3 separate regions of the Homo sapiens genome follow, and regions 2 and 3 are each linked to region 1. A link is a loop called in an ENCODE intact Hi-C map of the cell type or tissue named here. Cell type or tissue: PC-9. All regions are shown on one strand. Region 1 overlaps CHCHD6 (coiled-coil-helix-coiled-coil-helix domain containing 6). Region 2 overlaps CHCHD6 (coiled-coil-helix-coiled-coil-helix domain containing 6). Region 3 overlaps CHCHD6 (coiled-coil-helix-coiled-coil-helix domain containing 6).

Evidence for each region. Hi-C counts contacts between places; a loop is a spot of excess contacts. Peaks named below come from ENCODE experiments on the same cell type or tissue, not always from the same donor. Only the 100,000 strongest peaks of a DNase experiment are listed, where the experiment ranks them.
Region 2: it touches region 1 in a loop (8-fold over the local background); 4 of 110 quality-filtered maps call a loop at or near these places.
Region 3: it touches region 1 in a loop (4-fold over the local background); 4 of 110 quality-filtered maps call a loop at or near these places.

Annotation. Positions count from the first base shown.
Region 1 is chr3:126,907,400-126,915,399 of GRCh38, forward strand. CHCHD6 (coiled-coil-helix-coiled-coil-helix domain containing 6) reads left to right here. Exons shown (of 8, transcript NM_032343.3): 6 at 7,281-7,351. Among named protein-coding and RNA genes, the nearest start is that of PLXNA1, 72 kb to the right of the region's middle. RefSeq lists a silencer at 1,381-1,693 and enhancers at 3,724-4,923, 3,856-4,335, 4,476-4,555. In PC-9, no CTCF peak of the experiment used is centred here; DNase peaks (open chromatin) are centred at 1,522, 4,212 and 6,242; H3K27ac peaks cover 7,581 bases.
Region 2 is chr3:126,777,992-126,785,991 of GRCh38, forward strand. All of the region lies in intron 4 of CHCHD6 (coiled-coil-helix-coiled-coil-helix domain containing 6), which reads left to right. Among named protein-coding and RNA genes, the nearest start is that of CHCHD6, 78 kb to the left of the region's middle. In PC-9, no CTCF peak of the experiment used is centred here; a DNase peak (open chromatin) is centred at 4,770; H3K27ac peaks cover 1,635 bases.
Region 3 is chr3:126,854,450-126,862,449 of GRCh38, forward strand. All of the region lies in intron 5 of CHCHD6 (coiled-coil-helix-coiled-coil-helix domain containing 6), which reads left to right. Among named protein-coding and RNA genes, the nearest start is that of PLXNA1, 120 kb to the right of the region's middle. In PC-9, no CTCF peak of the experiment used is centred here; a DNase peak (open chromatin) is centred at 4,632; H3K27ac peaks cover 1,534 bases.

The DNA.
Region 1 (8,000 bases):
CATTGGTTGTGTAGCTGACTGCATGTCCTGAGCTTTAATTTTTTATATTGATTATTTGGACCTTTTTAAAAAGACTTGTGTTCATTTTTCACTTATTTGTGGTTTTTACTATTTTCACATCAGAAACTCTTTCTCCAAATCCTGAATATGTTAATTTTCTTCACTTTGCTTAAAATGTAGCATTCCTGTGAATTTTGAGAAGCTTTGGATAATTAGGCTGTTGAGTTCCAAATCTCCCCAGATGACCAGTGTTTGGCCATGTTGATAGCATCTTGGATAGGGCTTTCCTGTGTTCAATCTGTTCCTCTCAGATTTCTGGGATTTACTTGCATCATCAACCCTTGGCCCTTTTCCAACCTGCACTAATTTTGCTGGGAATCTCTCCCCTGCCCTGGGCAGCAGGATCCTGGGCTGCACATTTTTCTACGTGGAACCATGTGCTGGCATCTGCGTGGCCTTTGGTTTGTTATTTTTCTTCCCAAGGGACAGCTGGGTAGAATAGAAGGCTTGCCACTGTGTGGAAAGCCACCAGGCCTGTCCTCGGATCCTGTTGTTTTGCTTGAAGTTGTGACACCCAGAGTAGGACCCGTTGCCTTGCTGAACCTCAGTTTCTTCATCTGTCAAAGGGGCGGTAATTCTTACCTTGAAATACTGCTTTCAGCTTGCCGGGAATTGACCTGTTGGAAAATCTGCTTCAGTGCCTGGCCTGAGGAGGGCTGTTGAACCTTGTGAGTGGACATATCACTGTTTGATTGGAGTTTTGAATACATTGCTGGTGGGAGCAGAGCACAGTCAGTGACTGTTTGGCTCCTGCATTCTCTCAAAGCATTTGGAGAAATGTTCTCACTGCGTGGGAAAGGTTCCAGGTTCCTGATTCTCACTCCCTTCCACCTATCTTGGCCCCACCCTCAGACTCCTCTGTGCTTTGGTCGGATTCTGTGCTACCCCCAGCTGGCTTCCACATGAGCCTCTCAGCTCTCCTTAAGCAGGGCCTGGCACAGAGTGGGAATAGTGGGAATCAGCAAACTTTCTTGGTTGACTCTATAAATAACTAGGTCCTGATCATCTTTTCAGATATTCTTAAGTGGGATCATCTTGTCGGATTTTCTGTAGTGGTTCTGACCCCTATTTCCATTTACTCAACTTTACATTGAGGGCCTGCTCTCTGCCAGGCACTGTTACAGGCTCTGGGGATAGGTTAGTGAACAAAACAAGCTAAAGTCCCTATCTGTGTGGAGTTTACATCCCCAAGGAGACCTGACACTTCCGATACTCTCGGATCTCTCTTCCAAATACATAGTATACTTGGTTGGTTTTTATGCATTTGAGTAGGAGATTTTTAGTTATTAAAACAGGTATTGAATATTTACTCTGTGCCAGGCACTGTTCTAAGAATTTTATATGCATTGTCATTCGATTCCCACAAAACTGCAGAAAGGAGGTTCTGTCATTGTTGTCATTTTACAGATAAGAAGCTGAAGAAACAGACCCAGAGGTCTTGACCCTTGCCTGTGGTTACACACCCGGAAGAGGTGGGTCCTGACCCTGCACAGGCGGTCTGACCACGGCATGCACACGTTGCCACTGCCCTGTGCTGCCGCTCTGTTCTTGGAATGCTCCTGAGGCCTTGGTTCTTTCTTTGCTATTAGACATAAATCCTCAAGTGCCGTGACCCTCTTAGGCTCCTTCTCTCCCGTGGCGCCCAGCACAGCCTGTGCACACCGTAGGCCGTGAATGACTGCTGTTAACTTGGGAGGTGGTTAGGGGGTGTCTTTCAGGGCTCCAGTCCAAAAGTTGCTCTCCCCAATGTCCACAGATTAGGCTCTGTTTTCTTCACATCTGTGATTGCACATGCCTTAATGCACTGGTCCCACGCTGCTCTATAGTTATGGGGGTTCCCCTCAGACCTCTGGGCCCCATGTCCTCCTCCCACCCCGCACCTGTATTCTGGCTTTGGGGCAGGGGCTGCCGGGTGATCTCTTCTGCTCAGACACATTTTGTCATCTTCCCTTCCCCGGCCTCCTCACCATGCTTCCCTCACCCTCACCCTTGCTTTTGATCTCACAGATCCAGGCCCTTGGAGAAATCAGACAGTATGAAATATGAAAACTGCTCGGGAAGTAATTGAAGAAACACTGTGACTTTGGAAACCCATGGAGATAACACTCACACCTTCTTACTCACGTTATTTAATTTTTAATGGCAGATTTAATTAATGGAGGTCAGGCCTCCTGCTTTCAGATGTGCATGTGGGGCAGCTGGAGGAGGAGGAGGGGCAGCTGTCTACAGGGCAGAGGAAAAGACTGCAAATTTGGGAAACTAAAGAGTCCGATGGGAAAGAAAATCACCCAGAAATAATAGTCCCTGGTCATTGGGTGCTAATTAATGTGTGAGAATTCGGTAGAGCGCACTTCAGAGAAGTTTCCCAGTGTCTCTCAGTGGGCAGCAGGGCTCCTTTACAGGCACAGTCATGCTGCCTTCCCAGGCTCTGTGCTGCAGGGTTCCAGGAGCTCTCGAGAACTGACGGCCTAGCCGGGGAGAGCTGGATGCCATCATCCACACAGCTGCCAGAATGTTCTTTTAAAAACACAAATCAGCTGGGCACAGTAAGTCACGCCTATAATCCCAACACTTTGGGAGGCCAAGGCAGGCAGATCACTTGAGCCCAGGAGTTTGAAACCAGCCTGGCCAACATGGCGAAACCCCCTCTCTGTAAAAAATACAAAAATTAGCTGGGCAGGATGGCACACTCCTGTAGTCCCAGCTACTGGGGTGGCTCTGAGGTGGAGAGATAGCTTGAGCCCAGAGGTCGAGGTTACAGCGGGCTATGATCACACCACTGCATTCCAGCCAGGAGCAAGGCCCTGCCTCAGGAAAAAAAAAAAAACAAAAAAAACAAATCTTCCCTGCCCCTCCTTCACTGAAAAAGGAAAGCCTTCTTCACCCTTATTGCCCATGAGGTGCAGTCCAAGCTTTTGAGCCTGCAGCTGGCATCCTCCACGTCCCCTCCTGGCCGTTGCCCTGTGCCTCTGCAGCAACAGTGGCATCTCCTGCCCCATGCACAGCCCTGTGGCAGCCCCAGGCTCCTCGCACTGCTGCCTGTGTTCAGGAGACCTCCCTCTCATTTGGCTCATTTCTGCTCATCCTTTAAAATTCATTAAAATGGATACACCCTTTGACCCAAGAATTTGACTTATACAGTGTTCCCTACAGATACACACAAAGTTCTAGATGCCAAGATGTTCCTCTTAGCTTTGTTTATAATAGTAGAAGACTAGAAACAACCTCTGTACAAGGATGGGGAGCTGCTTGAGTGATACTCAAGGGATGACACTACAGGGTATTCATTCCTACTACTAAGTGCTGGTCAGCTGGAGTGGGTGAGGTCTCTGAGGATCAATGGAAAGATGAGGTGTGGCAGATCGTGTCTGCTGCAGTCAAGTGAGTGTCAGGAACAAGTGGGGCACATGTGTGTGCTCACTCACACATGTGCCCATGCATGCACAGCACCTCGCCCTGACAAGGACGGGGTGCACAGAGGAGTAGGGATAGGGCTGAGTCCAGGCTGGCCAAGAGGCTCAGTATTCACCACACACCCTCCATGCTTTCCATTTTTGTTTTTTAAAACCATATGTAAGTATTTTTCAAAAACATTGTTTAGTGTAAATAAAAAAAACTCAGCCTCAGTTCAGGTATTGGCTCCCAGGAAGTCAGTCTGACCCATGGTTTCTGCCAGGCTGTCCTTTCAGGTGCCCCACAGCACCTGGGAGGACTGGCTGAGTACCCCATTGTAATTATGATGCCACCATCTCAGAGCTCCACGAGGCCAGGGAGCAAGCCACACTTGTCTCAGAACCTTCTGGCACTTGGCGGGTTCTCAGTGTGCACGTTGGTAGTGTCTAGTCCTTCTAGAAGCCCTGACCTGGTGATTGGTTGAGGAGTCCACAGAGTGCCCTGCCCTTCCCAGGAGATGGAGTCTGGGTCCACTCCAGCAGCCTTGGAAAGGCCTGGTGGATGAGCAGCTTTGTGAACACAGGAAGCCAGCTTGGTATTCCCAAGTTGTGGGCCGGAGACCTTCGAGTGCCAAGGGAGCTGCGGTTGTGAGGACATCCGTCCCTGTAGGTCTGCTTAGGCAGATTAGATGAGTGGGGTAGGCGGGTCAGGACAGGACAGGACGGGGAATTTCTCTGAGTCATTCTGAGAAACAATAGAGGAAGCTGCAGCAGGGTAATCACCGCCACTTCTTGGCCTGTGGGTACTTCCTGTGACAAATCGAGTTGACCACATGTTCAAACTGAGCTTGCAATCAAACCCAAGCACTATCCAAATTCACCGGGGCCAGGCTGTTTCTGGCAGTATGGCATCTTGAGCACAGGCTCTGAGTGTCTACTGAAGCCCACAGCAGGCCGGGCCCATCTGGGCCAAGGATTCGCTCTCTGAGAAGGTTGGCAACAGGTGCCTGGGCCTGCAGGATGGTGACCTGACACTCAGGAGCCCTGTGGGCACAACCACAGGAAGAGGGGTTTGGCTCAAAGAGAAGGTCTGAGCCATGAGGTTGTTTTGTGGGAAAGGAAGTAGGCCAGGATGAATTGTGGGGGGCGGGGCTTAGGATGAGGTGCATTTTAGCTCTGGAAAATTCAGTGGCTGTGGTGGGCTGAGGTGGGTGCTGTGTGCCAAGATGTCTCTCCACCAACTGCAGGCTGGGTGATACCCTGTGTTGCTGTTGAGAGAAGTGACTTACCCAAAGAACACCGCCAGCATATGCCAAAGCGCAAATCAAAATGTGGGTCTGTGGTCCATGCCATCTCCTGATGAGGTCTCATGAAGGGGAACTTCAGACAGCTAAGCAGTTCCCACCCAGGCTGTGGCGGAAGGGCGTCTGCATGGAGTGGGAGGGAGGCCCAAAGTTGTTATGTCTCTGTCCCTACCGCCTCGCCCAGGACAGGCAGTGCTGGTGGATACTGGACTGGTCGAGGCAAAGACGTAATCTCTCGTTTGAATGTGAGGGCTCTAGAGAGAACACTGGAGCCCCCTTGCTGGGCATTTTGGCAGCAGCTGGCTGTGGTGGGAGGAGAACCTGTATTTATTTCGTGCCTGTCGTATGCCGGGAGGGTTGGCATTTCCCAGCTGTCATTCCCAGTAGCTGTAGAGGGAGGCATCCATTATCTCCTTGGCTCAGAAGTGAGGAGCAGCGAGGTGACTTGCCTAAGCTCACCAGGCAGTGGAGGGTGAAAGGCCCAGAGGTGGCCCCCAGGCCTCCCTGACTCCCCCGGCCCAGCCCAGGGCAGAATGCCAGCACCTGGTGGTTCTTCCTCATCACATGAGCCAGGTGCTCTTCCCCAGGGGCTCACCTTCCACATTTACCTCCCAGTCAGCACTTCTCTGAGGCCACGATGCAGCAGGGGAGTCCTTGGGGTAAGACTAGAGGGGGGCCTGGTTTCCATCTGGACCTGCCTTCCATGCCCTATGGCCTTAGAGGTGGGGGGTCCATCCCTGCCTCAGTTACCTTCCCTGCAGAAGGCCGAGGGGGGTCCGTGGTGCACAGGAAGTGCTTTCCCTGGGTGGCTCTGTGCACCTCTCACTTCGTGTCTGCCCAGCTTCAGCCAGGCTAGCTGTGTGCCTGGTGGGCGGAGAGAGCCAAGTTGAAGTCCTACAAATGTGCAAGGCAACGCAGCTCTAAAGTTCCTTCACTGCCACACAAGCGTGTTTCAGGGACTGACTGATCTGTGCCTGCAGTAGGTACCTGAGACCTGAAGCTCCCATTTGCTCATCTGTAGAACGGGGATAATCATGCTGCCCGTATGAGCCTTTTTTTTTTTTTTTTTTTTTTTTTTTTTTTTTTTTTGGGAGACGGAGTTTCACTTTTGTCGCCCAGGCTGAAGTACAGTGGCACAATCTCGGCTTACTGTAACCTCCACCTCCTGGGTTCAAGCGATTCTCATGCCTCAGCCTCCCAAGTAGCTGGGATTACAGGCACCCGCCACCACACCCAGCTAATTTTTTTTTTGTATTTTTAGTAGAGATGGGGTTTTGCCATTTGGGCCAGGCTGATCTTGAACTCCTGACCTCAGGTGATCCACACACCTCAGCCTCCCAAAGTGCCCATGTGAGGCTTTGAGGAGTAGATGTGGTTGTGTCTGCAAAGGGACTGACCTTAAGCCAACTCCAGGTGACATCTGCTGTACCTTCCTCACCCGCACTGGGGAGGTCTGACCACGGGCCCTGCCCCACCTCAGGTTGTTTCATTTCTGAAACTGCTTCCTCATGAGTCAGCCCAAGGCTGGCCTTCTCCCTGCTGCCTACATGTCCACATGTGGGCTTCACCACACTCCCACCTGGAGCACGGCAGGAGGCTGCTAGCAGATGCGTTAATGTCAGTCTCCCCTCAGAACATGCGAAGGTGCTGGAGCTTCACAAAGAAAGGAGGATGTGGACCTGGGCCTTTGTGGCCTGGAGCAGCTTGCCTCTGAGGCACAGCAAAGTTCCATAACCTACCCAGAGCCACACGGTGGTGGCATCAGGGCTTAGACCCAGCTGTGTTTTGCTCCCAGGCCTGGGCCTTCCCTCCACAAACCTGGGTCTGTAGGTGCACATGTACCGGGTGATCTCAGGACAAATTAAGTGTGTGCCTGTGGATGCTCCCCTTAACAATCTGGACAGATGGTTGCTGTTCCGATGAGTAGGGTGGTCAGGGTAGGCAGCAGAGTGTTTCCCAGACTGGGAATCTAGACAACTGAGTTGTAGTCCTTACACTGCCCCGTTGCTCTGTGACTTTGGAGAAGTCATTTCACCTCTCCGGGAAGGAAAGTCCACCTATAAAATAGGGGTTGGACCAGATCAAGACTGAGAAATTTTTTTCTTTAAAGATAGTAAGTATTTTAAGCTTTGTAGGTCATGTAGTCTCTATCATAGCTCCTCAACTCTGCCATTGTAGCACAGAAGCAGCCACAGACAATATGTGAACTAATGAGCGTGGCTGTGTGCCAGTAAAACCCTTATTCACAAAAACAGGTGGCAGGCTGGATTTTGCCCGTGGATCGTGGTCTGCCAACCCCTGAGCTAGAGGATCTCATAACGCACTTGCAGCCATTGCTATTCTAGGATTCTGTAGCAGCAGCCATGCGTGGTGGAGCTGGAACCCAAGGTGTGGATTAATTACCAGTCGGCTTTGATGCCCGTCAAGAAATTAGCATCTGTCAATTTCTAATGTGGTTGCATCCCATTAGAGAGCAGAGGGAAATTTCAGTCTTTGGTAACCAATTCTGTTTTTCTCCTTGTAGAATGCTGAGATGTATAAACTGTCTTCAGAGCAATTCCATGAGGCAGCCTCAAAGATGGAGAGCACAATAAAGTAAGAATTTGTTTATTATTCTTTGTAAACTTGGCCCACAATTGTAAAAATTCCCACATGTGGCTTGAAACCTGCCACCACCTGCCTAATTTCAAGTTTCCCTAATAATACACACAACCATCTGTTCCTCAGCTCTCTCACCTGGATCTGAGGTAGCCATTGGTCATCTGTAATTGGCCAAATTAGCACTCAGTTCTTATCTAGCTCCTTGGCAAATTGGAGTGGTGCTAGGGTAGACTTGCAGAGTTATTTTCGGGGCCCAGTGTCTGCTGAGCAGGGGCTCCTTTCCTTGTGTGGCTAGCTGAGGAGCTGGCCGTCAGGCCCCAGAAGGAGTTGAGGCAGGGGTTCTGCTGGCTTCTCTCCCCTCTGACTGTGGAGGGGTTTTTAGGGGAAGGTGTCCCCTCTCAGTGCTTCCTGTGCCTGGTACATGCAGTGCACCCTGTGCGCAGTCATGCTCGGGGTGGCCCACACTTCATGCCCAGAGGAACTGAGGCTCAGAGAGCTGCTGGCTTGCTCAGATCATACAGTCCTAAGTGCCAGCATTCTGTCCCCTGTCTGTGGTGCTCCTATGCTGTCCATTGAGGACTCAGCTGGAACGTCACAGGAGCAGGGAGGTGCTCACAGTGTGCCCAGTACCAGTGTGGCTCTG
Region 2 (8,000 bases), 130 kb before region 1:
TGTTCTGAACATGCCATATAAATGGAATCATAGAATATGTGGTCTTTGTGACTAGCTTCTCATTTAGCATAATGTGTTCAAGATTCACCTATGCTGTAGCATGTATTAGTACTTCATTTCCTTCTACCACCAATATTCCATTGTATGGCCATATCACATTTTATATATCCATTAACCAGTTGATGGATATTTGGGCTGTTTCCACTTTTTTAGCTACTATGAATAGTGCTGCTGTAAACATTTGTCTACAAGTTTTTCTGTGGATATGTTTTTATTCCTGTTGGTTATATACTTTGCAATGGAATGGTTGGATCAAATAGTAACTCTATGTTTAACTTTCTGAGGAATGTTGGGACTGTTTTCCAAAGTGGCTGCCAGCACCATTTTACATTCGCACTAGCAATGTGTGAGGGTTCCAGTTTCTCCACATCTTCACCAACGCTTGTCTTTTTGAGTATAGGCATCCTAGTGGATGTGATGTGGTATCTCATTGTGGTTACGATTTGCATTTCTTAATGGCTAATGATGTTGAATATCTTTTCATGTGCTTATTGGCTATTTATATATCTTTTTTGGAGAAATGTCTATTCAGATCCTTTGTCCATTTTTAATTGGATTATTTGTCTTTTTGCTGTTGAGCTGAAGGAGGTTTTTTTGATATGTTCTGGATAGTAATCCTTTGAGATAATGATTTACAAAAATTTTCTCACATTTCCTGGGTTTCTTTTCACTTACTTGATAGTGTCCTTTGAAGCACAAAAGTTTTCAGTGTTTTTTGAAGACAGGGTCTTGCCCTGTTGCCCAGTTGGAGTGCAGTGGTGTAATCATAGCTCACTGCAGGCAGCCTTGAACTCCTGGGCTCAACCAGTTCTCCCACCTCAGCCTCCTGAGTAGCTGGAACTACAGCCATGTGCCACCACGCCTGGCTCATTAAATTTTTTTTTTTTTTTTTTTTGGTAGAGAGAGGGTCTCACTATGTTGCCTAGGCTGGTCTTGAACTTCTGGGCTCAGGCAATGCCTCCCAAAGGATTACAGACATGAGCCACTACACCAGGCCAAAAGTTTTAAATTTTGATGAAGTCCAGTTTACCTACTTTTTATTATTTGTTTATTTAAGTAAGTTTTGGGATTATAGGCATGAACCACTGTGCCTGGTAATTTTTCTTTATTGCTGGTACTTTTATTGTCACCTCTAGTAAGATTTTGCCTAACCCAAGGTCCTGAAGACTTACACCTATGATTCTTCTAAGAATTTTGTAGTTTTAGGCCGGGTGCAGTGCCTCACGCCTGTAATCCGAGCACTTTGGAACACCAAGGCAGGTGGATCACGAGGTCAGGAGTTTGAGACCAGCCTGACCAACATAGTGAAACCCTGTTTCCACTAAAAATACAAAAATTAGCTGGGCATGGTGGCGCGTGCCTGTACTCCCAGCTACTCAGGAGGCTGAGGCAGGAGAATCACTTGAACTTGGGAAGTGGAGGTTGCGGTAAGCCGAGATCGCTCCACTGCACTCCATCCTGGCAACAGAGCGAGACTCCATCTCAAAAAAAAAAAAAAAAAAAAAAGAATTTTATAGTTTTAGCTCTTATATTTAGGTCTGTGATGTCTTTGGAGTTAATTTTTATGTAAGGTGTAAGACAGAGGTCTAAATCCATTATTCACAAACAAAACTCTGGATATCCAGTTGTCCCAGCACTATTTGTTGAAAAGACTAGTCTTTCCCCATTGAGTTGTCCTGGCATGCTTGTTGAAAGTAAAAATATTTAGTTTTTGCCAAGCATATATAGTTGATTTCATAATAGATAAATACAGATATTAAGCACCTCTGTTGTATGTCTTATCTGCCCTATTAAGGTTATAAACTCCTTAGGGCAAGAAAAAGTCATGTCCTATTTATCTTTACTTCTCTTTAGCATCCAGCTCAGTATCTACTATATACTGGTCTTGTGAGTGCATCAGAGCCAGCTGTAGAGACTTAATCAATGAAAATGTGAGAGAATATTCCTTTTGGTCAGTTAAGTGTGTTCCAGATCCTGCCAATGAGCTTATATCACTAATACTGTAGTAAGCAAATCGTATAGTGATTTACCTTCTGTGTATTTAAAAAACAAAGTCTCAGTGTGATGCATCTGTGTTTGTCACACTAATCATCCCTTTTAATGGAGAGCTCCTATCAGGCACGTAAGCTTGGGTCTAGCCATCCAGAATTTAAGAATGGTTTGTCTTCAAGTGTTTTCATCACTTGGATAATGAAAGTTAGGGAAACACCTAAGGGAGGGTTTCTCCCACCTTTTGTTTTTAGTTTTTTCTATTAATTTCCTTCATTTGTGGTTTTATTTTTGAACAGATAATACATTGACATGATTCAAAAGTCCAAAGGTATCCAATAAAAAGGCTCCATCACTCCAATCTTCCAGCCGCCTGGCTCCCTGCCTTGGGTAAGAGTTGTTATTGATTTCTTCTGTGTTCGTCCAGAGGTAGCTGATGCATATACAAAATAGTATTTTCTGTACTTTCTTTTCCCTGTTTAATCTTCCCCCCTTTTATTACACAGATGGCCCCTTATCTTCGCCTGATTCTCCCTTGCTTTGGAGGGTCATCTTCTTGATTCTGGCTTGCCTGTCTAGACTTGCAGTGGCCTTGATGGCCCGCTTGCTAAGATCCTTGGTCATCCTACCTCTGTGGTGCTGTTTCAGGCCTTTGGATTAATTAGCAAGGTGTGTGAAGAGGCTGTGCTTCAGGGTAATGCTGCTGTGTGTGGACTGCTTTTGGCCTCAAGGGACAGAACACCCAACTATCAGAGGCTTAACAGCCCAACCATGTATTATCTTCCTGCACAAGAAGACTGCAGGCAGACGAATGCTGATATAGTGTGCTATTCCACCTGTGTCTGAGCAGATGGTGGCTTCCCCACAGTTCTGTGGCCTTTTCCCTCATGGTCACAAGGCATCCAGTCCTCACATCAGCACCTCAAGCAGGAAAGACACTTCTCCAGCCACTTTTGCACATGTCTCATTGGCTGGAGCTGAGACCTGTGACCATCTCAGACCCACCACTGTAAAGGACAGTAGGATTACCATGGTTTCACTAGATTGGGCACAGCTTCCCCTGAGGCTGCCAGAAGAGCCTGCCTTTCCTGAGATCAGAGGCATGAAGTAAATGCCTACAAAACTAGGACTCCACTGGCATGAAGGAAGGTAGGAGCTTTAGAGGGGAGTGGCTGCTAGGGCGCCAATGAACAGTGTCTACCCCAGGATCTTTATAGTCAAGACGGTGGAAGAGGCCAAGACAGACATACACGCACAGAGGTCTCAGACCAGCAGGGCCATTTCTAGCACAAGAGTTAGAAGCAGTAATACTCTAATTTGGCCTGAGGCAGTGGTAGCATTGAAGTGACAATATTCATTCTTGCCTGGTTTCATGAAGTAGAACTAGATCCCTGAAGTTTTTTCTTTAAGGGATTTTCTCCTGGAAATGCATCCTCTAGGAGAACACTTAGTTGCAATCTGCTTGTTAGAAGACAGAGATGCATCTGCTGGCCTCCTGCCTTGTGTATGGTTTTGGAGTCCAGTTGAGCAGCTGGGCATCAGGCGAGGGGTCAGGACTGGAGCAAGGGCTGCCTTCAGTCTGTAGAAAGATGCTGATCTGGAGAAGATGCTGCTGGCAGCCCTGCTTTCAGAGCCAGATGCCAGTGTTCTGCGCCCATGCTGAGAGGCCTGCATTATCCCGGTACCCAGCCCATTTCATCCATCTGCCTTTCATTCTTGCCATTCCCTCCTTCTTTATCCTTGTCTCTCTCAACTTCATTTTCCCACTCTCTTTTTTAGCCTCTTGGAGCTGAGATCCAGAGGCCCAAAGTCTTTTTCTTTTCTTGCAGCAAACAGTATTAGGAAGCCCTTGTCTTTGCCAGCAGTGAAGGGGAAAAGCCTCTTCTTGGAGGGTGGAGATTAGGGGAGGGTCTGGGAGTGTCACACGAGAAATGAGAAACAGATGTAAGATCTGCGGCTGAGCCCAGTCAGAGGAGTTGGCGGGTGGGGAGAGGGAAAAGAAGACTGGAATTTGGTGGTGGTAGTCATTCGTGTGTTTAATACTTTTGTGGCTTTACTGGTGTTCATGAAGCAAACTGCTCCCAGCAAGGCAGTGAACAACAAGCCAATGATTAATTGCCCTTTCTAAATTGTAATTATGTCACTCACCAGAACCCGTGAACATTAATTCTCGATTTACATAGTGAGTAATTGAATAATGAAGGGGCTGCCTGTTTGTTGTGCTCTGTTCTTACTCTTGCATTTCTACAGTGCCAGGCCCTTCTGTCTCTCCTAGTCTTTGGATGTTGCCCACTTCCCTGTTGGTTTTAGTGTCTGTTCTGGCCTCTGACTGCGAGCTGTCTGACATTACATTTCATTGACGGTTGAGTAAGGCCCAGGCCGATGTCATACGCTTTAGAGAAAGGAGGCCAGCCGTTTCTGATTCCAATCCGATGCTGCCTTTCATTAAATTTCTTCAATGAAAGCCTGCTCTGCCTAACTCAAGCAAAATGATGTGAATTTACTACAAGGATACAGGGAAGCTCACAGAAGCAAAGGGAAAGTTGAAGAAGCAGGCCTTAGAAGAAGAGAGCTAGACTCAGGGTCCAAGGTGGGGGCATCAGTAGGCAGGTCCTCCCGCAGACACCACTCTAGAATGAATCAGCTCCAGCGTTTCCAGTCTGCCATCTCATACTTGATTGCTTCAAATTCCTGAGCAAGTCACACCCTTGGCAGTGGAGGGTGGAGCACTTCGACTGTCTTGCCAGGAATCAGGAATGCACACATTGTGGGAGGAAACAGTCATTCTTCCCTCCACCCCCAAAACACACATAATCAACAGGCTTTTACCAGAAGGGGGAATGGATGCTGGGCAGGCAGATGATTTTTGTATATGGTGTAAGGTAGGGGTTCAGTATCAATCTTTTGCATATGGCTGGTCAGTTAGTCCAGCACCATTTATTGAATAGGGAGTCATTTCCCCACTGATTATTAACTATAGTCACCATTCTGTACATTAGATATCCAGAACTAAATTCATCTTATATGTGAAAGTTTGTACTCTTTGACCTACCTCTCCCCTACCCCATAGCCTCTGGCATCCACCCTTTGTTTCTCTAAGTTCTACATATAAGTGAGATCATGTAGCATTTGTCTTTCTGTGACTGGCTTATTTCACCTAGCATAATGTCATGTGATCATCTCAATAGCTGTAGAAAGCATTTGACAAAATTCAACATCCTTTCATGATAAAAATCGTCAGCATTCATATAGAAGAAATGTTCCTCAGTATACAAAGGCTACATATGACAAGCCCACAGCTAATGTTATACTGAACAGTGAAAGACTGAAAGCTTTTTCTGTAAGATCAGAAACAAGGGTGCCCACTCTTGCCACTTCTATTCAACACAGGGCTCGAAGTCCTAGCCAGAGCAGTCAGGCAAGAAAATGAAATAGAAAGCATCCAAATCAGAAAAGAAGTTAAGTTGTCTCTGTTTGCAAATGAAGTGGTCTTATATATAGAAGTTCCTAAAAACTTCACCAAAAAACTGTTAGAACTGTAAAATTGCAGGATGCAATATCAACATAGAAATATCAATTGCATTTCTATATACTAATAATGACCTATCTGAAAAAGAAATTAAGAAAACAATCCCATTTACATAGCATCAACTTTAGGTTTTGAGATGTTTTTCCATTAGTGAGGCTACTTGGTTTGGAGCCTCAGAGGCCTTTTTGATCAGCAGCTGTGATCTGTAAGGTAGAGGGCTGTGTGAGAGGTGCAGCTTGGGGCCATGATCAGGCATGCAGGCCTGCCATTTTACGTGGTGGGAGGGGGGTCTGGTACAAACTGGGATTAAATTCATGAGATTGTCCTTGTTAAGGAACTTGGATCAGAAAGAGATAAGTAATTCAATACTTTTGGGGGAGGGTAAGAGGGCACTCTTAATATGAATGGGGAGAATCTGTTTGAACCTTTTTTTGTATCCCCACTGCACTCATTTTTCTGTTGACCTCTCCTGGAGACACTATGTCTTGTACATGGAGAACTCTTGACAGCTGCCTGCAGGTAGCTTTCTGTGAGAGTCAGTAGATGTGCTTGCCACAAATAGGATGGGCAGGAATCTATTTCACACTCCCCACCGCCTCATGGTTTTCTTTTCCTCAGTGGTGCCCATCTTTATTCTCCATAAGAAACCCAGGCTTCTATCAAGATCTTGAACAACAAAAGTTTTCTCTGACCACAGTTCCACTGTTTTGCTCTTCGTGCTCTCTTTCCTATTGAACTTTCTCTTTCCTTTCAATGCATTCTGAAAACTTCCCTGTTCTCAGCCCAGCAGCCTCTTCCTGTTTCCTTTGTCTTCCCACCCAGGGCAGACCCCCTTGTCAGCCATTGTGGATGTCACTCTCCTCCTGCTAGCACTCATTATACATAATACCTGCCCCCACTGCCTTGCTGCTGCTTTCTGCCCCCAACTGTGGAATGTGGCTGGAGAAAGCTTTGGTGCTAATTTGTAGACTACCTGGTGTACTCCACACAGAGCTGCCCAGCCTCAGTGCTGCTCAGCAACAGCACCGTCCCACCCTCACTCATGCCCCATATAATTTTCCCACAGAAACTTTTCACACCTTTCCCTGTTCAGGCATCCCCCAGTGTCAGCAGATACCACTGCCTCTCAGTTCATGGAAGAAAAAAGGGGCCAAATAATCTGACCCCTCCTCCCCCAGTTTCACGCTTTCACATTAGTGCCTGTCTCTTCACTCACTATTTTCCTTTCATACTTGTGATCCTCACTGGATTTTGAGAGGTTTTTTTGGACTTTTATATACCAATTGTCATTCCTTTTGCTTGTGTTTTTCATTTTCCCCTCCCTATTGATTCCTTTTCCTTAGCTTATATATTTTCCCAGAATTTCCAAAGTACTTTATGTATTTATTTTTCCTGCTTCTAGTGGTTTAGAAGCTGTGTATTCTTCTATTCTCCTTGTGATTATACTTATATATTTACAAAAATGTTTAATTCCCATGTTTCCTTCATCCAGTTTTTCTCCAGTAATGTCATCTTGCACAACTTGCACGGCCATAGTACAGAGTTTCTCAGCCTCAGCTCTGGTGACATCTTGGGTTGGATGCTTCTTTGTTGTGTGGCTGGCGGGTGGTGACTGTCCTTTTCATTATAGAAAGTTTAGCAGAATCCCTGGCCTCTACTCACTAGATGCCAATAACACTTTTCTAGGTGTGCCAACCAAAACAATCTCCAGATGTTTCCATATCTCCCGTGGGCAGCAAAGTCACCCTGGGGCAGGGGGCAAAATCACCCTAGTTGGAAACTGCTTTGTGTTAGTTTTCTATTACTGCTGTAACAGATTACCAGTTAGTGGCTTCAAACACATGAACATTTTATCTTCTAGCTCTCAGAAGTCTGACAGTCACTCTTGCTCCCATAGTCAAGGGAGAGCATAACACAGTGATGTGAATACCAGAAGGGGATCTTTGGGAGCTGCTTGCCACAAATGTTGTACATTTCCCTCTGAGCTGTGCTTTAGGTACAGCTCATAGTTTGTTTTTAAATTGTAAAATTTACATAATATAAAATTAACCATCTTAAACATTTTAAAGTATACATTAACTAGCATTAAGTACATTTACCATGTTTTACAGCCGTATCACTATGCATTTCCAGATTTTTTCATCATTGCAGACTCTATCCATTAAATAATAACTGTCCCCAATTAAATAATAAATGTCCCAATTTTTCCTCCCCCCAGCCCCTGGTAATTTCTACTTTGTTTCTTTTATACATATATATAAGTAGATATTTATCATACTTTAAGTTCTAGGGTACATGTGCACAACGTGCAGGTTTGTTACATATGTATACATGTGCCATGTTGGTGTGCTGCACCCATAAACTTGTCATTTACATTAGGTATATCTCCTAATGCTATCCCTTCCCTCTTCCCCCACCCCAC
Region 3 (8,000 bases), 53 kb before region 1:
AAGGAGGCAGAAGAATGAGGCTTAATTGTATTAGTTTTGAAAAAGGTTTTTGATCTTCTCCACGGATAATTTTATTCCTGTAATGGCTGGGAAGATGGAAAACACAGCATCTGACAATCTTTTTTTATTAGCTGTTGCTTTTATATGATTCCACTTTCATTTGTTGAATACTCGCAGACCTTGACATTTCCAGCTTCTGTACACACGGCTCCAGGACTTCCCAATCATCACATCCCTTTCCTTTTTCCCCCTATTTCCTTTAAGTTTAGAACTGACAGTAAAAACCTGTTTCGGGGAAAGTTGGATAAGCTGCTGCATCATCCTTGACCACCCAAAATAGCTCAGAGTACAGTCCCGGGTGAGAGCAGGTTGAGATGGGGAGGCTGAGACCTGGGGCTGTTGGCCAAGCCATGGTGTATCCAAGGGGCTGGGTGGAATCCTGCGGCCGTCCACCGTGGAAGCTGGTCAGCCTCCACCTTCTACCTGTTGAGACTGGCAGGTAAGGAAAGCCTGCACAAAATCCAGACTCATTTTCAAGGAGGAAGAGACTTATGGACCCTTTTGTCTGCAGTATTTATTTCCTAGATGATTATTCTTGAGCATGGAAATCTCATTTTGTAGGGCTCCTGTGCTTTATAATCCTTCTGAGTAATTGTTCCTCACAGCCACACTGCAAGATCTGAGTGAGGAATATTGTTTCCATTTCCCCATAGAAAGCAGTGAGCTGTTGACACAGACAGGGGCCTTGTGAGGGTCTTATGGCACCTGAAGAAGCAGCCTGAACTTTGAGTATGGTGTAACTGATGGAGTGTGGGCACCAGAGCCCATGAGCCTTGGCTCCCACACAGCAATTCAGTCACTGTGCCTCCTTTCAGCTCGGTTTCTCCATCTGTAAAATGGAGATGCTAATGCTTTCTGCTGGGAGTTAATGGGAGGATTAAGGGAAATAACACCTGTAAAAGTGTTGGTGCGTGCTGGGCGCCTGGCAAGTGCTGGCTCCTTCCCTGGTGCACAGCAGTACTGGGGGCTCTGTTTCATGTCACAGTGCTTCAGGTTTGGATTAATGGATGAGCATGTGTGCATGCACACATATATGCATGCTGAGATGGATTTTTATCATTAAAGGTGGCCTGACCCCAACACCTGCTCTCTGGGATGGGGAAGCCTTCTCTCTGGGCTGCATCGGGCTTTTCTCTGATGGTCTTGCAGTATCCACTGGGCTGGGGCCATGCAATCCCCAGGTATGTCTGCACATCTGACAGTGTCACAGAACAAGGCCTTTGTCCATTTCTGTAGGCATCTTTGCACGGGACCCCTATTAACTTCAGTAGGGATGGCACCATGTTTGAGAGCTCAAACAAGAGCCTCAGAGCCGGCAAATGAGACATCGGGTTTTATTTGCAGAAAAGTTACATACAGGGACAGTCCAGTGGCAGTGGGATGGACAGGAGAACCGCAAGGTCCCATGGCCGGCTGAGCAAGCAAACCACTGCTCACAAAGAGCATGTAGTTTCCATAGCATTTTCACTTAGCACTCTCCCTAACAGGTTCTACCTGGCAACCTTCATTTAAACCCAGGGGTGGCCAATCTCTTGGCTTCCTTAGGCCACACTGGAGGGAGAATTGTCTTGGGCCACACAAAATACACTAACACTAATGATGGCTGATGAGCTAAAAAACAAAAACAAACAAACAAAAAAAATCACAAAATCTCATAATGTTTTAAGAAAGTTTATGACTGTTTTGGGCCACATTCAAAGCCTTCCTGGGCTGCATGCAGCCCCTGGCCCATGGGTTGGACAAGCTTGATTTAACCCAAAACAAAGGGCCTCAATGCCCTGTACAGCTGTGTTCCATGGATTTTCACTTCACAAGGGCCGGTGGTTCAGATGTTCCTTGTAGATAAGGAATGGATCTCTGGGTTGGCCATTCCCAGATTCCTTAGCTCAGAACTCCAAACACACATTCAGGTGCATCTGCCATACAGGCACATGGACCAGGAAGGTGAGACCCTCGACTGCTTGTGCTGGCTTGAGTCATGGCCGCTGAACCCCTTGCCATCTTAGCTGTGCTCCCACTGCACACCTGGCTCCAGAGCCTTTGCTCAGTTGCCAGTTTGTAATTTTCTGCAGGAAGCAAAAGAAGTAGGAGTGGGATTTACTCACACCATGCCTGGATTCAGGTATTATGGGGCTAAGGGGACTTGTGCCTCTTCAGAACCCCCACACTTTATCGTCTCCTAGTAGAAACCTTGGTGCTGGGTGGCTCTGAAGAAGACCCTGAGAGCCCATGGAGTTGACCACTTGTGGCTGGCCAAGCCCTTGTCTTCAGTCAACCATGGAGCTGAGTAGGGTGGTAGGGATGAGTAGGCTTTGGGGTCCAGCAGACCTCAGTTTAGTTCTGCCTCAGTCATGTAAGCAGCCTTGTGACCCTGAGCATGTCATTATGTTCTCTAGCCTCAGTTTCCTTATCTTTGAAATGGGGATTTAGGACTAACCTGCCAGCTGTTTTGGGGTGAGTGGTAGTTTGTGTAAAGCAACCATCAGAGTACCTGACCTTAGTATCCAGTCCTCTTTCATGTTATTTCTGTCCTCTTCCTCCTCTTTAATAAATGCCTGGCCTTCATTTACTCCACATCAATTTAAGTCTGCTAAATGCCAGGTGCAGAGATGGCTCAGACAGCTGTGGCTCCTGCCTCATGAAACCCACAGTCAGGTTTGGGAGGGAAGGGAGATGCCGAGGATTAGGATGCCAGATGGGAGGATGCCCATATGCAGGCTTCCTGTGAGTAGAGGACCTCCCAGCTCTGTGAAACGCTTCGTCTCACTTTATCCAAACTCAGCAGCTATGAAGTGGAGAAGGTCTTTTTCAGGGTTAGCATCAAAAACCAAGTCAGGAAGAAAGGGAGAAATGTATTCTTCCTGGACTTTGTCTCCTTTCCCCAGGATTGAAGTCTTCCTCCCTGTACCTTTCAGATGCTTCCCTGCACTGCCTCTGAGCAGTCAGCCCTTTCCCCCATTGTACTCCCTGCTGCCGATCGAACTTTCTTAAGAGAAGACCATCATCTGATCCCGAGAGCCCTGCTGTTTTCTCACTGACACCGCTCAACAGACGTCCCTATCCCAGGCACACTGGTCTCTGCCTTGTCCCTTGGTGTGTAGGGAAACACAAGCTACACAAGGTGTTTGGAGGAGGAATTAAATATAGGATTTCCACTTCACAGGAAAAGGAGTGGTCAGCAAATGTGAAAAGAGCTCAGCCTCACTACATATCAGGGAAATGCAAATTACAACCACAACATGATACCATTGCACACTCGGAAGAATGGCCAAAGTGGAAAAGACAGGCAGCTCCAAGTGCTGGCAAGGATGTGGTTTAACCTAAACTCTGAGACACCATTGGTGGAGTGTAAGTTGGCATAGCCACTGTGGAAGATCGATAGCCAGCATCTTTTAAAGCTGAACATGGGTATGCCCCAGGACCTAGCATTCTGCATGTGCCCCCAGGTTCACCAGATGTGCCCCCAGGTTCACCAGAAGAGAGGCTGTAGAATGTCCATGGTAGTGTCATTCACGATAGCCCTGAAAATGAGGAGAGAGGCAAGTGCCGGTGGTATTCATGATAGAGCATTGCTGGCATGAAAGTGAGCCGTCCACAGCTGCAGGTGCTGCTGTTGGAACTCCAGACACACTGCTGAGGAAAGCAGCCGGGTAGGGAAGAGGACCTACAAACTGTGATTCCATCTACAGAAGGGGTGAAGGCAGCACAGCACATCTATGGTGTTAGCAACTGGGATAACAGTTACCCTTTGGGGGCAGCAGTGACTAGCAGGGGTCATGTGGTGGCAGGGGCGGGGGCGGGGGGGAGGGGTGGGTAAGGCTTCCTTTCATGACCTTGGTGTTAGTTACAGGTGTGTTCAGTTGCTGAGAGTTCATCTGGCTGTGCTCTCAGGAAAGAGTCGGCACACGAGGCTTCATAAAAAGTGGGCTGCAGCTGAGGAAGGCAGCCCAGCAGGGGTGCCCCATGGCCTCTGCTGCCCCTCGCTGCCAGGCACCCTCCTCGCTGGCCTGCAGCGCTCTGCTCAGGATCTGCTTTCCAAATCCCAGGGACCTTACAGGCCTTAAACATCCTCTTCCAGGCCCTCCCAGGCCCACCTGTGTTTGCCTCGCCTCCTCGTGTGACTGGAGGACAGACCAGTAGGGATAGGCTACTCGCCTTATGGAGAGACACAGCCAGAATGCGGCAGGCCCACTGTTAGCCCACATCTGTTTGCACCCGGCCCGCTGGGCTCTTGCCTCCTCTGAGTTCTATAATTCTGAGTACCTCCTCTTCTGACCAGGTTGCTCCATGTCCATTCAGTCTAATAGAGTTGCTAAAACCCTGTGTCAGGTGCTGTGAGACAAGGGTCATGGGCACAGAATGAGGGCTGGGTGTGGAGCTACACCTCACTGGAGTGCCCCATAGGCACCGCAGAATCGCCTGCTGCTCCGTTGTCTGTCCCCCGCTGAGGTTTGAGCCCTGTGCATATTCTAGCACTTGCCACACTCTGTCTTGTTAGCGCCTGTGGCTGTCTGCTCTGCATCTGTGAGCACAGTCCTTGCTGGTCTGATTCATCAGGTGATTCATCGCCAAGGGCTGAGGATGCAGTGCCTGGCATAGAGTAGGTGCACAGTAAATGTTTGCAGGAATAAAGAAGGGAACGTGTGTGTATGCAATCAGGAAACAGTGACGCAGCGGGGTTCCAGAGGAGGAGGGAGCCTTTGCCCAGAAGGCTTCTCAGTGGGAGCTGTGTTTGGAGAGAGCAGGATGTCAGTGGGCCGCATGCAGGGCTGGTAGTGGAGAAACTGGGGCTTCTGGCTGGAGAGCTTGGCCCCAGCCAGGTGCTATGTGAGAAGGGAGGCCACAGGTGGTACAGCTGGGAAAACAGGCTGGCCTGAGAAAGAATAATGGTGCCATTAAGAGAAAGAGAAAATTTAGGTGAGCCACTACACTTGGAGAAGGTTGTAAATTTAATTCTAGGCTTGCACGTATGAGGCAGAGATGACCAGCTGATGATTGAGAAGTATCAGACAGGGAGTTCTGTGTCCTACAGAATGACAGTCACTATAATTTTGTGAGCATATGCTATGTGCCAGGCCCTCTTACATAAGTCATCGTGAATCCTTGCAGCAACCCTGTAAGGTAGATTATATTACACATGTTCTACAAATGCAGAAGCTGGGAAGCAGGCTGAAGTAGCTGTCAGAAGCCATGCACACGGCTGATAGATGAAGTCAGGTCTGCGAGACTCCAGAGCCCGCTCTTCCACTGCCACGTGCTGCCTCCCACCGCCTCCCGCATCAGTGAGTGGAGAAGAGTCCAGGAAGAATGTGGTTGGCAGTGCCAAATGCTGCCTGTCAGAGACATTGAGGACGAAGTGAGGCCTCGCTCATGCTGGCGTGAAGGCCCCGTGAGCTGTGTTGAGGATGCATGTCCTGCATTGTCATGGAGACTGATGCTGGGTTCCATGTAGGGTTCAGGTTCCCCAGCACTGGAGAAGGAGGAGGTCTCCAGACACGTGCTCAGTGAGGGGTGTGTCTCGTTGGAAGAGCCGCCACCTGCCTGCCGGTCACTCCAATGTGGCCAGCAGTACTTCTGTGAGTGAGAGAGGCCCAGAGTCTGCACCAGAGATTCAGAGCAGGGTCCCCTACCTTGAGGATGTGAGTGTGAGAGGCCTATAGAGAGAAGCTGCTAGAGCCTGGGGATTCAGAGGGAACTGCTAACAATGACCTGAAAACAATACAGCAGGAAAGCTTCCCTTGGGGAAGAGGCCCACCTTCCACCGTCATGGGGAGCACTCTTTAACCTGCTGAGTGAGGGATCTGAGCCCAAGGGACTTTTGAAGAGTTTTTGAATCAGAGTTTTCCAAACACCGCATGTTCTCACTCACAGGTGGGAATTGACAATGAGAACACTTGGACACAGGAAGGGGAACATCACACACCGGGGCCTGTTGTGGGGTTGGGGAAAGGGGGGAGGGATAGCATTAGGAGATATACCTAACGTAAATGATGAGTTAATGGGTGCAGCACACCAACATGGCACATGTATACATATGTAACAAACCTGCATGTTGTGCACATATACCCTAGAACTTAAAGGATAATAAAAAAAGAAAAAGTTTTTCACAAGGTTAGGCTGAAGAAGGGTACCGCCAACTGGTTAGCCCATTAACACCTTTTTTTTAGTAATGGTACCACCATGAAAGCTACCATTTTGTGTGTTCTCAGCCGTGTATTGAAAGTGAGAAGTGAAATAGCATATTGCTTAGAGATTGACGACTGCCTTTCTTAGCAAGATGAGCTTTTGTGCACTTGTCCTGGTGGGACCAGGTCCTTTGATAAATGTGATCAATGAGACAGGAATATACAAAGAAATTGATAACCATTGACCCAGTCCAGTTCTTTTCACAGATGGCCCAAGGCAGTTAAGTGGTTTGAGAGTTTCCTGGTATTGTAAGCCTTGGGTTTTTAGATTGAGAGGGAACCGAGTTTGAATTAAGACTTTACCACTTACTGGCCTTATAGAGATGATGAAGTCACTTAAGCCCTTGAGCCCTGGGGACTTTCATCTTTAAAAGGAAGACACTAGAGTTGCATTTCCGTTTATGTAATAAAGGACATAACCTACAGGCTAGCCTGCTGTAACATATCCTTGCTACTGCTGTTGTTGTCATTGTTCCTGGAGGTCACACACCTAATGAATAAATAGCAAGGACTCTGCCTCCTTGCATCCCTGTCCACAGACCTACAGTTTTTCCACTATAGTGTGAGGATAGTGGTTAAGGTCACAGGCTCTGAAGTTAGGTACTTTTAAGTCGTGGCTTCCCAACGTGTGTACTAACCGTTATAACCTCAACCAAGTGATTTACTCCTTACTGAACTTCACTTTCTTCATCTATATAAAGTTTCTACTTCGGATCATTATGAGAAGAAATGAGATGGCTCACAGTGTTTATCCAGGAGGAGCTCTCAGTAAGCACTTCATAAAAGATTTCCATTCCCACCCCTGCCCCTGCCACTGCCACCGCCACCACTACCAACACCACCACCACCAGCACCACCACCAGCACCACCACCTCATCCTCCTCATCCTCCATCACTACCTCCACCATTACCACCTCCTCCTCCACCATCACCTCCTCCTCTACTACCATCACCACCTCCCCCTCCTCTACCATCACCACCTTCCCCTCCATGACCATCACCACCTCCCCCTCCACGACCATCACCACCTCCCCCTTCACTACCATCACCACCTCCCCCTCCACTACCATCACCACCTCCCCCTCCACGACCATCACCACCTCCCCCTCCTCCACCATCACCACCTCCCCTTCCTCCACCATCACCACCTCCCCCTCCTCCACCATCACCACCTCCCCCTCCTCCACCATCACCACCTCCCCCTCCATGACCATCACCACCTCCCCCTTCACTACCAGCACCACCTCCCTCTTCACCACCATCACCACTTCCCCCTCCTCCACCATCACCACCTCCCCCTCCACCATCACCACCTCCCCCTCCTCCACCATCACCACCTCCCCCTCCTCCACCATCACCAACTCCCCCTCCTCCACCATCACCACCTCCTCCTCCTCCACCATCACCACCTTCCCCTCTACCACCATCACCACCTCCCCCTCCTCCACCATCACCACCTCCCCCTCCTCCACCATCACCACCTCCTCCTCCACCATCACAACCGCCTCCTCCACCATCATCACCACCTCCTCCTCCTCCTCCATCACCACCTCCTCCTCCTCCTCCATCACCTCCTCCTCCTCTACCATCACCACCTCCTCCTCCTCCTCTACCATCATCACCTCCTCCTCCTCCACCATCACCTCCTCCTCCCCCACTATCACCACCTCCTCCACCACCATCACCACCTCCTCCTCCTCTACCATCACCACCTCCTCCTCCACCATCACCACCTCCTCCTCCTCCACCATCACC